Linked DNA regions of Homo sapiens: regions 2 and 3 are each linked to region 1. A link is a contact called in ENCODE Hi-C or POLR2A ChIA-PET data. All regions are on one chromosome and are shown on one strand. The core of a region is the stretch at or near the end of the contact, and the rest is flanking DNA. Distances in the headings are between cores, read along the strand shown. Region 1 overlaps CDH13 (cadherin 13). Region 2 overlaps PLCG2 (phospholipase C gamma 2). Region 3 overlaps CDH13 (cadherin 13).

What was found. Hi-C counts contacts between places; a loop is a spot of excess contacts on that map. ChIA-PET counts read pairs that join two places held with the same protein, here RNA polymerase II (POLR2A). Pooled maps may share reads with other maps.
Region 2: a loop to region 1 is called in a map of GM12878, with 14 times the contacts of the local background. The contact joins two enhancer-like sites. A Hi-C loop is called at or near these places in 1 of 168 maps with a recorded cell type or tissue (GM12878) and 6 of 50 pooled maps. POLR2A ChIA-PET finds 5 or more read pairs at or near these places in 1 of 52 experiments (activated T-cell).
Region 3: a loop to region 1 is called in a map of MCF 10A, with 6 times the contacts of the local background. The contact joins two enhancer-like sites. A Hi-C loop is called at or near these places in 1 of 168 maps with a recorded cell type or tissue (MCF 10A) and 4 of 50 pooled maps. POLR2A ChIA-PET finds 5 or more read pairs at or near these places in 2 of 52 experiments (A673 and H1).

What each region holds. Positions count from the first base shown.
Region 1 is chr16:82,653,523-82,658,164 of GRCh38, forward strand. The region is part of intron 1 of CDH13 (cadherin 13); the gene reads left to right. Among named protein-coding and RNA genes, the nearest start is that of CDH13, 29 kb to the left of the region's middle. RefSeq lists enhancers at 1-1,157, 78-577, 399-608, 659-708, 949-998 and silencers at 1,902-2,196, 2,131-2,180. Within about 2 kb of position 2,034, at least 14 of the 41 ENCODE cell types and tissues checked have a DNase peak (open chromatin) inside an H3K27ac peak, as active enhancers do; they include GM12878, where a contact is called at or near this core.
Region 2 is chr16:81,796,693-81,801,334 of GRCh38, forward strand. All of the region lies in intron 2 of PLCG2 (phospholipase C gamma 2), which reads left to right. Among named protein-coding and RNA genes, the nearest start is that of PLCG2, 20 kb to the left of the region's middle. RefSeq lists enhancers at 953-1,002, 1,053-1,472, 1,743-2,352. Within about 2 kb of position 2,324, at least 12 of the 41 ENCODE cell types and tissues checked have a DNase peak (open chromatin) inside an H3K27ac peak, as active enhancers do; they include GM12878, where a contact is called at or near this core.
Region 3 is chr16:83,342,067-83,346,708 of GRCh38, forward strand. CDH13 (cadherin 13) reads left to right here. Exons shown (of 14, transcript NM_001257.5): 6 at 2,796-2,940. Among named protein-coding and RNA genes, the nearest start is that of CDH13-AS1, 55 kb to the right of the region's middle. RefSeq lists an enhancer at 1,958-3,157. Within about 2 kb of position 2,210, at least 2 of the 41 ENCODE cell types and tissues checked have a DNase peak (open chromatin) inside an H3K27ac peak, as active enhancers do.

The DNA.
Region 1 (4,642 bases), core at 784-3,283:
AAGCCAGCAGCAGAAGAAAAGACATGGAGTGGAGGGAGCTGGCAGTTCATGCTTGGGGGAAGCTGAGAGTTGCTTGTGGGGCTGGAGGCCAAGGTGCAGGGCTGCAGGGGTAGGAGGGAGCAGCCAGGGAGGGGGTGGATTGGTTAAGAAACACGATGTGCATGTCATGTTGAGAAACTTGGATTTCACCCTGGAGGCGCAGGAACTAGGGGGGATTTTTCAGCAGCAGTGACAGACGCTCTTAAATCTGGGTTTTCCAATGATCAGCATGCTTGTGCCTGCACCGGGGCGCAGGATGGGAGACAGATGCCTTTTGCAGTAGTTCCGGAGAAGAAGACTGAAGACCACATTCAAGGCCCTGAGAGAGAAGAGAAGGGGACAGATACCACAGAGATCATGAGATATAGCACAACAGATAAGACTTGCTAATTAACTGTACGGGGTTACAGGGAGGGACAGGGAGAAATCAGGTTTCTTCCAGCCCAGCTTCTGGTTGGAATCACTCAGGCAGAGACACATGGGCCTGAGAGAGGATTCCCCTTATGACATAAAGCCGCAAAAATTCTCATTAGTCATTGCAAAAACATCTATTTCCGGCCTACACTGCACCAGCCAGTGGGGGAGGTCCTGAGAGATAGAGAAAGGATGAATTCTTGCCCTTAGAGAGTCACCTAGAGATTCTGGGGAGACAGCAGGTCCGAGTCTCTCTGCCTGAAACCTCTGGACAGTGTCTTTGGCTGACACTTACATGGTGGTCTTGGTTTCTTATTCAAGGTCGGTTTCCCAACTCTCATAGCATCAGCTTTAGGGCATCCCCAAATCTCTTGCAGAAGAGATGGTTCTTTCCCCTTGAGTTGTTTTGAGCCAAGCATATAACATTGTGTGAATGTTTGAAAACTTCTCTTGGTTCTCAGAATGCAATTCTGACAGTGCTGAAGGCTGCCAATTAAATGAAGATTTAGATAAAGGCTGTGTGGGAGGTGGAATGCAATATTCTTAAACCTAATAATGGCTTCCTTCTGTCTTTTTGAAGCTCTCAAATAATCCTGATTGACTGACTCTCTGCTTTGGGCATTCCCATTTTCTGGACAATTTAATACCATTTAAAATGTTTGACAACTTTTATTTGGGGGCAGACATCCTTAGGGGATGGGGCCGTGGGCAAAGATACAAATGCTGTACCATCAAAGGAACCATGGATTTAAATAAGGATTTTTTTTTTTTTCATATTCAGAAGAGGTGGGTACAGAAAGGATGAGGGCAGCTTCTCAGGTTATAGTATTAACCACGTGAAGCAGCTAACAAAGGTATGTGCCTGGCCTTGTGCTAAAGGCTTTCCTCGTATCAGTTCTTTCATCCCTCCCAACACTACTGAGGTAGATGGAGTGACTAGATCCATTATACAGGCAAAGTAGCTGAGGCCCACAGCCATAGCAAATAAACTGTGGAGCTGGTGGTCCCAGATTTCATGCTTTTAGTCATTCTCTTGGCTCTGGGGTACAGGTAAGCTTCCAGAACTGGAGGATGGAGTCCAAAAGAAACTCAAGATAATTTCCCTGCCTTTCCCATTGTATCAGGGGATTCATCTGTTCATACATTCATTCATTTTCCCAACACATTTACTGAATGCCCGCAAGCACCAGGAAAATAGCAATGGGCACAACCAGGTTCCTATCTTCATGGAGCTATTGCTTTATTGGCAGAGGCAAACAGTAAAGAAAATTCATTAGTAATCAGTGTTGCAATCAATGAGCCGGTCAATCAAGCACCATAAAAGGGTAAAGTGTGACGAAGGTGCTCCTTGTGATAGGGGTTGGGGGTGAGGGGAGGTGTCCTGGAGAGGAGACATTTCAACTGAGATCTCTCTGAAGTAGATGAGATGGCCATGTGGATCTCAAAAGGAAAGTGTATGCCAGGAAGAGCAAAAAGCAAGTGCAAAGTCCTAAAGCAGGAAATAGTGAGGCTACCGCAGTGTCGGGTCCAAGAGTAGGAGATGAGATCAGGGAGGCAGATTAGGCTGCAGGGAGGGTGTGCGTGTGATGCTGAGAGTGATGGGAAACCACTGGTGGGGTTGGGGGAGGGCAAGGCAGTGACATCATTTGTTTTTATGTGCAGCAGAGGAAGCCAAAGCAATTCAGAAGAAGCCTACAGAAGCTTACCTCCTCCACAGGCTATTTTTTTCTTGTTTACATTTGTTAATTTTACATATATATTAACTCAGTCCTCACAACCACCAAATGAAATAGGCATTGCCCTTATTATCATTCTTTCCCATTTTAACAATGGGGAAACTGAAGCTTAGAGTAGGCAAGGTCGCCCAGATAGGAAGCAATGCCTTCGGGTCATGGCTCACTACTCAAGTGCCTGAAATTTCAGCTAGCCTTTAGTGGGCACCTGCTATGTGCCAGGATCTGTATGAGGTTTGGCACCACCTAGACAGCCCCTTGAACCAGTGGCATGTCTCAGGACAGTGTGAGAGACAGAAACTTCAGCTGAGAGTTACCGTGCAAGGCAGAAAATGCTGGTCTAGCAAAAGGAACTCTGATTTCGATTTGGAAGTACAGAGAAAGAGCATCTGCCTTGGACAGAGTTATCAGTGAAAAGATGACATATGAGCTGAGACTGAAAATCATGTTGAAGATAGTCAAACAAAAGCTGGCAGTGTGGGAGTGGGGGCTTCAAGCAGAGAATCAGTGGTTCAAAGGCACAGGGTAGAAGGAGAATGGCAGCTGGCTCAGTGTGGCTGGAGAAAGAGGCTGGAGTGCACCTGGTTGCATTTGAATGGTGTGCGTGTGTGTGTGTGTGTGTGTGTGTTAATGATGGTGATGAGATGAGGGGCTAGAGAGGAAGACAGGTTGGCACCTGGTAGCATTTTTTAAAAAGCAAGTAAACCTTATTTTTTAGAGCAGGTTTAAGTTCACAGCAAAATTTGGTGGAAGGTACAGAAGTTTCCCAAGTACCTCCTATCCCCACAAATGCACAGCCTTGTCCCACTATCAACATCCCACATCAGAATGGTACATTTGTTACAGTCAATGACTCTACATTGACACATCATTATCACTCAAAGTTCACAGTTTACATGAGGGTTCACTCTTGGTGCTGTACGGTGTATGGTGGATACATGACAAATGTGTAAATTCATGTATCCACCATTATGATATCACACAGAATAGTTGTACAGCCCTAAAATACTTGCTCTGCCTATTTGCCTACCCACTCCCTTCTCCCTAACCCCTGGCAATCCACCGATCTTTCTTCTATTTCCATAGCTTTGCCTTTCCCAGAATGTCATATGGTTGGAATAATATAGTATGTAGCCTTTTCAAATTAGCTTCCTTCACTTGGTAACATGCATTGAAGTTTCCTCCATGTTTTCTTATGGTTTGGTAGCTCTTTTTTTTTTTTTTTTTTAGCATTGAATAATATTTCATTGTCTGGATGTATCACAGTTTATCCATTGACCTACTTAAGGATATCTTGGTTGCTTCTAAGTTTTGGTGATTACAAATAAAGCTGCTATAAACATTTGTGTTTCCTCATATAGATCTTGTATATATACAGTAGTTCCCCAGTTTTCATGGGGAATAAGTTCCCAGACACCCAATGGATGCCTGAAACTATGGATTGTACCAAGCCCTACATACATTATGTTTTTTTCCTGTACATACCTGTGATAAAGTTTAATTTATAAATGAGGCACAGTAAGAGATGAACAACAATTGCTCCATAAAATGGAACAATTATGACAATATGTTGTAATAAAAGTTACATGCATGTGGGCTGTCTCTCTCAAAATCTGTTGTAGCGCACTCACCCTTCTCTTTTAATCTGTCAGTCTGATAACCAAGATGGTTACTGAGTGACTAATGGATGATGGGTAAGATAGACAGGATGGATACACTGAAGAAAATGATAATTCACATTCCCGGCAGGATGGAGTGGGATGACAGAAGATTTCATCATGCAACTCAGAACAGCATGTAATTTAAAACTTATGAATTATTTTTGGAATTTTTCTATTTAATATTTTCAGACTGTGATTGACCACAGTTGAGTAAAACTGTAGAAAGCAAACCTTGGAGAAAGAGAGACTACTGTATTTTGTACATTTCATGTACACAGTTTGCTAGATTTATATGTAAATATTCCAATTTGGGGAGGGTAATGTAAATTGTATTGTGTTTTAAATTCCTGATTTCATTCATTCATTGCTGGTACATAGGAAAGTGATTGGCTTTTTTACATTAACCTCGTATCTTGTAATCTTGGCATAATTACTTATTCTTGGAGTTTGTCAATTTTTTTGGATTTCTTACATAGATAATCATTTTATCTGCAAACTAAGTTTTGTTTCTTACTTTCCAATCACTATACCTTTGTTTTCTTTTCTTATCTTACTGCATTAGCTAGGACTTCCAGGACGATGTTGAAAAACAATGGTAAGAGGGCACATCCTTGCCTTGCTACTGATCTTATCAGGAAAGCTAGTTTCCTACCATGAAGTGTGATGTTAGTTGTAGGCTTTTTGTAGTTGTTCTTTATTAAGTTGAAGAAGTTTCTGTCTGTTACTAGTTTGTTGAGAGTTATTATGAGTATTGATTTTGCCAAGTGCTTTTTCTGCATCTATTGATATGTGCAT
Region 2 (4,642 bases), core at 1,074-3,573, 860 kb before region 1:
GAGAGAGAGACACAGGGAGAGAAGGCCATGTGAAGACAGATACAGAAATCTGAGTCATGCATCTGCAAGCTAAGGAACACCAGGGGTGCTCCCTCAGGAGGAACCAGCCTCGCCAACACTTTGATTTTGGACTTCTGGTCTCCAGAACTGTGAGACAAACTTCTGTTGTTTCGGCCATCCAATTTTTGGTATTTCATGAGTGGCAGGCCTAACACACAAATACACTCTCATGTAACAGGGGCCTGAGGGCAACGGGGTGAGTACAGGGATTGACCTACCCATTCAGCCACTGATACTATGGATGGGTTGTGGTTTGTCATAACGGAATTTAAGAGGCGTTGCTTTCTTCCACGTGTCATGTTATTTTCTAGCTGCGTTGGTTCTGGCCTGGGCCCTGAGGGTGTAAGAGGGAATACAGTGTAGTGGGTAAACGAGGGAGGCAGCATTTGTCCCTCAAAATAGCACCAAGTTCTGGGAATGCAGGTATATTTGGAGTTCCTGACAAGTCAGTGCAGGTCCAACGTCTTAGGGATTGTGCTGAGTTGGGGGAGGGATCTAGTTAAAGATGTCCCTTGGTGAATCATTTTTGAAAAAAAAAAAATTATCTCCACTACCTGTCCCCTAGTCTGTCTTAGATATAAATGCGGGTTTTTGTATATCAGGCTCGCAAAATTATGTGTCTTGATTTGTCTTGGGAGAGATTTAGGTGCTGTGCAGTTTGGGGTTGAAATCAGAAATCCTGGGGTTGACTTTTCCTGCTTTCATGCAAGGCCCGATCTTGGGGCCAGGCCTTCGGTAGTCCTGACCCACAGACTAAGAGTGCTGGGAGGCCAGGGACCCTGTCTGTTCTGTTCATAAGGGGGACTTCCCAGCACCTGGCCCATATCTGGCCTGTGGCTGGTGCTCCTCAGATACCTGGTTAACAGATGAATCAGGAAAAGGCCCTGGCTGCCCCTTTCAGCCTCGGACTTCCGGTTTCTTCCTAACCATGGCAGCAGTATCTGGGGTTGAGATAGGGCACCTCTGTGACAACTTCCTCTTTAACCATACACCGTGGTTCCACTCGTGGTCCTGGCACTTAGTGACTGTGTGACCTTAGGCAATCTACTTGGCCTCTTTGAGTCTCAGTTTTCTTTTTTCTTGTCTTTTTTTTTTTTGAGATGGAGTCTCACTCTGTCCCCAGGCTGAAGTGCAGCGGCACAATTTCAGTTCACTGCAACCTCTGCCTCCCGGGTTCAAGCAATTATTCTGCCTCAGCCTCCTGAGTAGCTGGGATTACAGGTACCCTCCACCTCACCTGGCTAATTTTTGTATTTTTAGTAGAGATGGGGTTCCACCATGTTGACCAGGCTGGCCTTGAACTTCTGACCTCAAGTGATCTGCCTGCATTGGCCTCCCAAAGTGTTGGGATTACAGGTGTGAGTCACCGCGCCTGGCCTGAGTCTCAGTTTTCTTATCTATAAGATGGGGTAATAGTGGAGCTTACCCCATCAGATCACTGGGAGGATTCAGTTTGTAAGTGATTGTCACAAGTCCAGTATGTACTTAACACAGGGTGCCTCCCAGCCATGCTGCCATATGTCTCCTCAGGCAGCAGGTGCCTGCATTTGTGTTTGCGTGGGGGACATGGGACAGGCTGAGACATAGCTCGCATGTGTAGGGGGTGTCCTCCTCCTGCTCTTCTGTAGCACACAGCTAGGGGTCCTCTGGGGTTAAGTGCTCTTGGACCTGAGCCTGGATATAAAAGCAGCCCAGTGCTTCTGGGAGGCTGGGGAGGCCTGGGCTTGGAGAAGGAGCGTCGACAGGGTGAAGGTGAAGTTCTGGAAATAGAAACAGTGATGATACCACATCACAGCCTGGGGGCCACTCCACTGTCACAGGGCTGTTGGGAAGAAGCTGTAAGGTGCTGCTTTCATCTATACAAGTTGTGCTGGAGGCCAGGGGTAGGCGTGAGTTTTGGGAGGTGAAGTATCTGTGTGTGTGAAGGATTCTGTTTTGAGAAAGAAGGAAATGGGAACTTACTAATTTGTAGAATGGAAACTAGCAAAATTAGGCAAGGCATGGTGAGAGCATGTGCAGCAGGAAGAGGAGACCCCGCAGAGCTCAGAAGAGGTGGAGGAGGGGCTGGCCTCCCCGGCCTCAGGACTTCAGGGATCCCACTGCGTCTTCTCTGCTCCTGCTTCGGCTGGATTTCACCGGCCAGGTGTCTCTCTCCCCAGCACTACCAGCCACTCCAGGATGTCCCTGGCCTGCCACCAGCCTCCACCAGTGGGAAAAGCCCCTACACCAGGTAGTAGCATGACTGAAGGAGGGCCCGTGTCCCTGGGGAGGCAAGAAGGGCCCAAGCCCAGCGTGGCGCAGAGTGAACGTTACGCCAGTTTCCTGTTTAGACAGCTCTGAGCTGCTTCCCTCTGGCCTTGCATATTTCTCCTAATTAAAACAACTGCTTTTTCCCCCTCATTATAGAAGTACTATGTGTTCATTGGTAGACACATTTTAACCTACTTCTGGGTGAGAAAAACAACCCCTTAGCCCCCGCCACCCCCCTACCCAGAGAGATGGTGTTAACACCTGGTGTACCACCTTCCAAATCTTTTTGTCCAACAAAACTTTATTCACAAGACATTTTCACAACATGCGACCCTTTTGTAATGTACTTTAGTAATCTGCCTTTTTCATTTTGTACTACTTTGTGACCATGTTAGTATTATTAACTAATTTATTTTAGTTAATGAATTAATTAATTTTTTGAGGCAGGGTCTTGCTCTGTCACCCAGGTTGGTGTGCAGTGGTGTGACCATAGGTCACTGTAGCCTTGAACTCCTGGCCTCAAGAGATCCTCCCATCTTGGCCTCCCAAAGTGCTGGGATTACAGGTGCAAGCCACTGAGCCTGGCCTGTTATTAATTTTTTTTTTTTTTTTTTGAGACAGAGTCTCGCTCTATTGCCCAGGTGCAATGGCACCATCTTGGCTCACTGCAAGCTCCGCCTCCCAGGTTCACACCATTCTCCTGCCTCAACCTCCCGAGTAGCTGGGACTACAGGCGCCCGCCACCACACTTGGCTAATTTTTTTGTATTTTTAGTGGAGATGGGGTTTCACCGTGTTAGCCAGGATGGTCTCGATCTCCTGACCTCGTGATCCTCCCACCTTGGCCTCCTAAAGTGCTGGGATTACAGGTGTGAACCACTGAGCCCAGCCTGTTATTAACTATTTTAAATGTCGATGTTGGTTTAAAAAATAATATGACAGACCCCACATACTCAAGAGCAAGGGATCCAGGGTCTGACTGCCTGGGTTCAGATCTTGGCTATGCCACTTATCCCATTTGTGGCCATGGACAAGTTACTTAACTTTTCATTGCACTCATCTGTAAAATAGGATAATAATGGTACCTATTACACTGGACTCTCATGAGGATTAGGGGAGTTAATTATGTATCATACTTTGGGTATCATAGTACCTGGCAAATATCCCAAGCACTCTATAAGAGCTACTATTGCTATTATTATTGTTTAAATTTACTTTTATTGTAAGTTCTGGGATACATGTGCAGAATGTGTGGGATACATAGGTAAGCGTTTGCCATCGTGGCTTGCTGCACCTATCAGCTCATCACCTAGATATTAAGCCCTGCATGTATTAGCTATTTATTCTGATGCTCTCCTCCATCCTTACCCTGCTCCCCAACAGGCCCTGGTGTGTGTTGTTCTCCTCCCTGTGTCCATGTGTTCTCATTGATCAGCTCCCACTTATGATTGAGAACATGCAGTGTTTGGTTTTCTGTTCCCGTGTTAGTTTGCTGAGGATGATGGCTTCCAGCTTCATCTATGTCCCTGCGAAGGACACGATCTCGTTCCGTTTTATGGCTGCATAGTATTCCATGGTGTATATGTACCATATTTTCTTTATCCAGTCTATTGTTGATGGGCATTTGGGTTGATTCCCTATCTTCGCTATTGTGATACTATTGCTATTATTATTATTATTATTATTATTGTTATTTCCAACCCTCTATGATAGGCAGAATAAACGCTCTCTGCTCCCAAGATGCCCTTGTCTTAATCCCTGGAGCCTGTGAATATATTACTCTATACGGCAAAATGCTCCTTGCAGATTGAACAGATCTTGAGATGGGGAGATGATCCTGGATTATCTGGGTGGATATGATGAAATCACAAAGGTCCTTGCAGGAGGGAGGCAGGAGGGTCAGAGTCAGAGTGAGACTGGAAGATGGCACCAGCTGGCTCTGAAGATGGAGGAAGGGGCCATGAATCAAGGAATGCAGGTGGCTTGTGCAAGCTGGAAAAGGCAAAGGAACTCATTCTCCCCTAGAGGGTCTGGAGAAAGCTTGTCCCAGTGATGCCTTGATTTTAGCCCCATGAGACTCATGACTTTTGCTCGTCTCCAGAGCTGCAAGATAATCAATTTGAGTAAAGCTATTATGCATGTGGGAATTCAGTAGCGTAGCGATTGAGAATAAATAACCCCCAACCCCGCAACCAACTTAGATGAGTTGTGATGTTTGCTTTGGATCTTTTTTGTTTTTAAGAAATAAAATATAGTTAAGTTCTCATAAGTACCCTTCCCTCCCTAGAGAAATCAGTATCATGATTTAATAATTATAATTCCCATTTCAAAAA
Region 3 (4,642 bases), core at 960-3,459, 690 kb after region 1:
TTCTACATCTGTGTTGTCTAATATGGTAACTACTACCTGCATGTGGCTACTGAGCACTCAAAACGTTCCTAGTTTGACTGGAGTACTGAGTTTTTTCATTTTAATAAATGTAAATTGCAATAGCCATATGTGGCTAGCAGCTACAGTATTGGGTAGTGAAGCTTTCGTATTCAAACCTGTCTCATATCCTTCATAGCCCTCATCTGTGACTGAAATTATCTTGTTCATATCTTTTTCTCTTGTTTATCACCTGTCTTTCCATGCTGGGTTATCTTTTCTGCTAACCACTGGATACCAGGGTGTTCAGCGTGATGGCTGACATGTAGTGAGTCCTCAAATAATTTTTATTAAATTAACTTTAAGAAAATCCCACTTAACAGCCCTTCACTGTTTTTAGAGACCATTCCAAAGGTCTTGACTTGTGTTGATATTATTGTCCTCTGAAAAGTCTGAGTCAAACTCTGATTAGTTTTGTAACATAAAATACCATTGGATTGTCTGTTTGCATAATTGGTTTTCTGAGATTCAGCTCCACATTCTGTATTCATCCTAATCAATGGTGTCTCCTTAGTTTCTGTCTTTCTTTCCATTGTGTTAAGATGGATCTGTTGTCTGCCCTTCCCAGTTTCAGCATATTTGAATATTTGGCAAATGTGAATTCTGATTACCTATCCTACTTGTAGCTTATGATACTGGCCAAGTCTTATAGAATGTAGAATCTTAGGATTCAGATCCAAGATATTTGTTATCTTTAGGCACAGTGTTTTTTTGTTTCTGTTTTTTTTTTTTTTTTTTTTTTTTGGTTGAGTTAAAGTCAAGTCCTTGGCTATTTTGGGAAGATGAAAAACCAGACCTATGTTATTACATAAAATTGCCTCAGAGCTTTATTTTGATTGATTTCCTTTGTTAGCAGTATTCTCATAATAGCTTAAAAAAAACATAAAAGTATAAAATTTCACTCTCTGTGAGATCTCCTTTGTGTGCAGATATTACGAGGCTCTGTTCACTTCATTTTTTCTTATTACATGCATTATTTTATCTGCACCAGAAATCAAGTATGTATGTCTGTGTGTGAATTTGCTGGTAAAAGGATGAAGTAATGTTAAAGAAAAAAATTTAAAAATTATCTACCCACACATACCTGGTTTCATTTTGCTCACTGCCTTCAAATTCTATCCATATTTGTAGGTCATGTATGATGATGCTCATGTTATTTTGTGTATTTTTACTCAATATTCTAAGTAGATCAATAAAGTTTAAAAATTATTGTATTGTAATATGTTGTTACACAAACATTCCTTCAACTAGTTCCCTTCCACTGGATGTTCAGGCAGATGCCAGTGTAATTTTATTTTGAGAAATAACAATGCAGTGAATAGTTCCAAATATGTAGTGCAAACTTATATAGGATCAGGAGTGGTATAAAAACGGAACAAAAGTATGAGTCTTTCGTGGTTTCTGTTGAATTTTGCCATGCTTTTGAAAAGGATTATACTGGTTTACAATACCATCAGGTGGAATGTGACTCTACTGATTTATAACAAGAATGTTTGTCTTTCATTTTTCTAATTTGGGCTCTTTTTTGACAATAGTATTGATAATAACTGTAGCAACAATAGCAGCAGTTAATATTCTTGAGACATATTATATGATAGACCATATTTAAATGCTTTAGAAATATTGTTTATAGTGGTTAAAAAAGTGAGCTCTGGAGGCAGACTTCCCAAGGTCAAATCTGGACTCCACCATTTATCTTCTCTTTGCTTTCATTCTCTCCTCTGTAAAAAGATCCAAAGGGTTGTTATGACAATCAAGTGAGATAATATAGTATAGAGCTAAAGTAAGCACTGGATAAGTGTTTGTTATTATTCCTAATAATGAGTGTTTTTGTTAACCCCACTTACAGATGAGAAAACTGAGATCCAGTGTCTTGCTCAAGGTCACACAGATAGGAAAGAGTTGTACTAGGATTCCAAATGCAGATGCCCTTTTCTGATCAAAATACTCCTATGCGGGGACCAACACTTATATCCAAGAGGAAGTATTACTCTTATCGCTGAGTTAAATCAAGGTTGAATTACGCACAGAAAATGTGCGCATAAGGTCCCCGTGATTCACTGGAAATGCCATGACATAATTCTTCGTTTCCAAGACAAACAAAAAAGTTGTTTTTTTATGCTGCCTTCTTCATTGAGATCTGAAAGTAGTTCCCTATGGAAGTGATTCATGGTGTTGTGAAATCCTCCGAAATTGTAAACAGCCTGGTGGGCAGGAATCCCGAGGTCTCATTCAGGCCCCCTGCAAATTCTGAGTTCCTAGCCTGAGGAAAGCCCCCAACAAATACTGACCTGACTTTCTCCTAAAAGATTGCCATAAACACTTTTGGTTATCTCTTAATGTACTTGGTTCATAACTGCTTAGTCAATTATTTTTATTAGCATAACATTCCTTTTAAGCATAATGATATTGGGAAAACAGAAATGATACAAGCGTAATTTCTTGGCTATGACTGTTTATGTTTTGAGTTTTTTTGTTTTGTTTTAACTTTCTTTGCCGATTTGATGAATTAATTGTAAATTTCCCAAGGGGGATCTAAAGTGAACTGATCTTTGCCTTTTATTCTGGAATGTTCAATTTCTATTCTAGTCCCAGTGACTATCCTCTGAGACCAAAATTTCAATATTGCCAAGGGCTCATAAAATTGTCGATATAACCTACTTTCTCTAGAGAACCTTATTTGAATTTTCATAATGAATTAATATCTTCTTTCTCCCCCAATCTCTTTGCTCAAATAGCTATTTGTGGAGACCACTGATGTCAATGGCAAAACTCTCGAGGGGCCGGTGCCTCTGGAAGTCATTGTGATTGATCAGAATGACAACCGACCGATCTTTCGGGAAGGCCCCTACATCGGCCACGTCATGGAAGGGTCACCCACAGGTATGTCACATTGGCTTACCTTTAGCGTAATGGCTTGGAAAGAGGCACACTTTGATCTTTGTGGATTCTAGGGACTGTCTTATGGCTGTTCCAACTTGTCAGCTCGTATCAGCGTCGACTTAATACTTCCCTGCGTAGAAGCCAGGTTGGAAAGCTAAAGTGCAAAGCTTGACCGAGGTGTTGCAAGCTACGGAAATCTCTTTCATTGTCTCTGAAGATCATCCTCCAAGGATGACTGCCATCTAAGTCTCTAAGGCATGGCCGATGTTGGGCACCATGTAAATATCCAGCTTACCTTTGTGAAAGTCCAAGGCTAAACTTTGTGCTATAGCAGGGCTTTGATGAGAATTGGGTCCCCATTACAAACTCCTCAGTTCTTTCTTTTCACAGTGGCCTTTTAATAAGAACTATTTTAGTAAAATAGGTAGGACTTCTTCCCTTCCCTTAGAAGATGTGCATGAAGAAATCTTTTGTCTTCAGTCAGAGGACCAAAAGGAGGATGTTTGATATCTCTCTCTGGAAATGCGTAAATGCATGTGCCTACTGTTATAGAAGTCACTCAAGGTTACTATAGAGCTCCCGCTGTCTTTTCCCATGTTTAACCTTTCTATCAGGGACGGTTTTAGAATTTAGAGCTTCCTTTTTTGCCCCAATACATACAAATTAAAGTATCCCACAGCCAGCAGCTGAAGTCACTCCTAAGTATAATGCTTGAGAAAATGAAAGAATAAAACAGAAAAATTCCTCTTCGGCTCACTTTGATTTTCAGCTTTAAAATACACTTGAGTGAAAAAAAACACCATATTAAGAGTATCATATTAAGAGTATCATGATACTCCTAGATTATGCCCAAATAGGTAAAATAGTGATTCGTCAGACCAGACAGGAGATGAGAGCGGCTTTTACTATTTTTCCCCCTTTTCTGAATTGATGGGATCTATCAGTGACATGTAGATACATGAGGCTCTGGAAATGTTGCCATGGTAACCTTCCCAGACAACCAGGTGGATAATTGTATGCAAGATGCCTAAAACCTCCCGTCAGCTTCAAGGAGCTGGGTCTTTATGCACTGCATCAGATCCCCCAAGGGCAAGAGCGACCCTCTTCCTTCCCAGCTTTAAATGCGCTCCGTAAAAATGAAAGCAAATGCACTGCGTGTGTGCTGGAGGGTGTTTAGGGGAGTGTTGGAGGCAGATGGCAGAGGAGCAATGACAGGTCTGGAGAGAAGGAGAGAGGGCAGGTGAAGGGAGGTCAGGTCACTTCAGGGCAGACAATCCACGTGGCCCCTCTCTGTGAGCTGCTTTTGATGGAAAGATGGCTTCTGGTGAGAAACACCCTAGAATTTCGGTTTGATGTTTACAGAAATCTTCTTAAACGAGCTGATGTGCAGAACACATTTGGAGAACCAATGAGGAAAGCGATTAAAGAGGCCAAAGTTTGAGCAGAACAGAAAAATGATTCCCAATTGCTATCTGTGGTACTCGGGCCCCATGAGTGAGTGACTAGAATTCAGATGGGCTGGGAAAGTGTTCTAAATGTAAATGACAGTGCTTACATTCGGGATGGCTGTGAGCTTGCACATGTCTTTGTATATTATGTGTGTATATGATTAGACGGTGTCCAATTTTCCTCCCACTGTGCCTGTCCTTAAAGTTTAGAAAAGAATTTCAGATACATGTAATATTTTTTGATACATGTATAT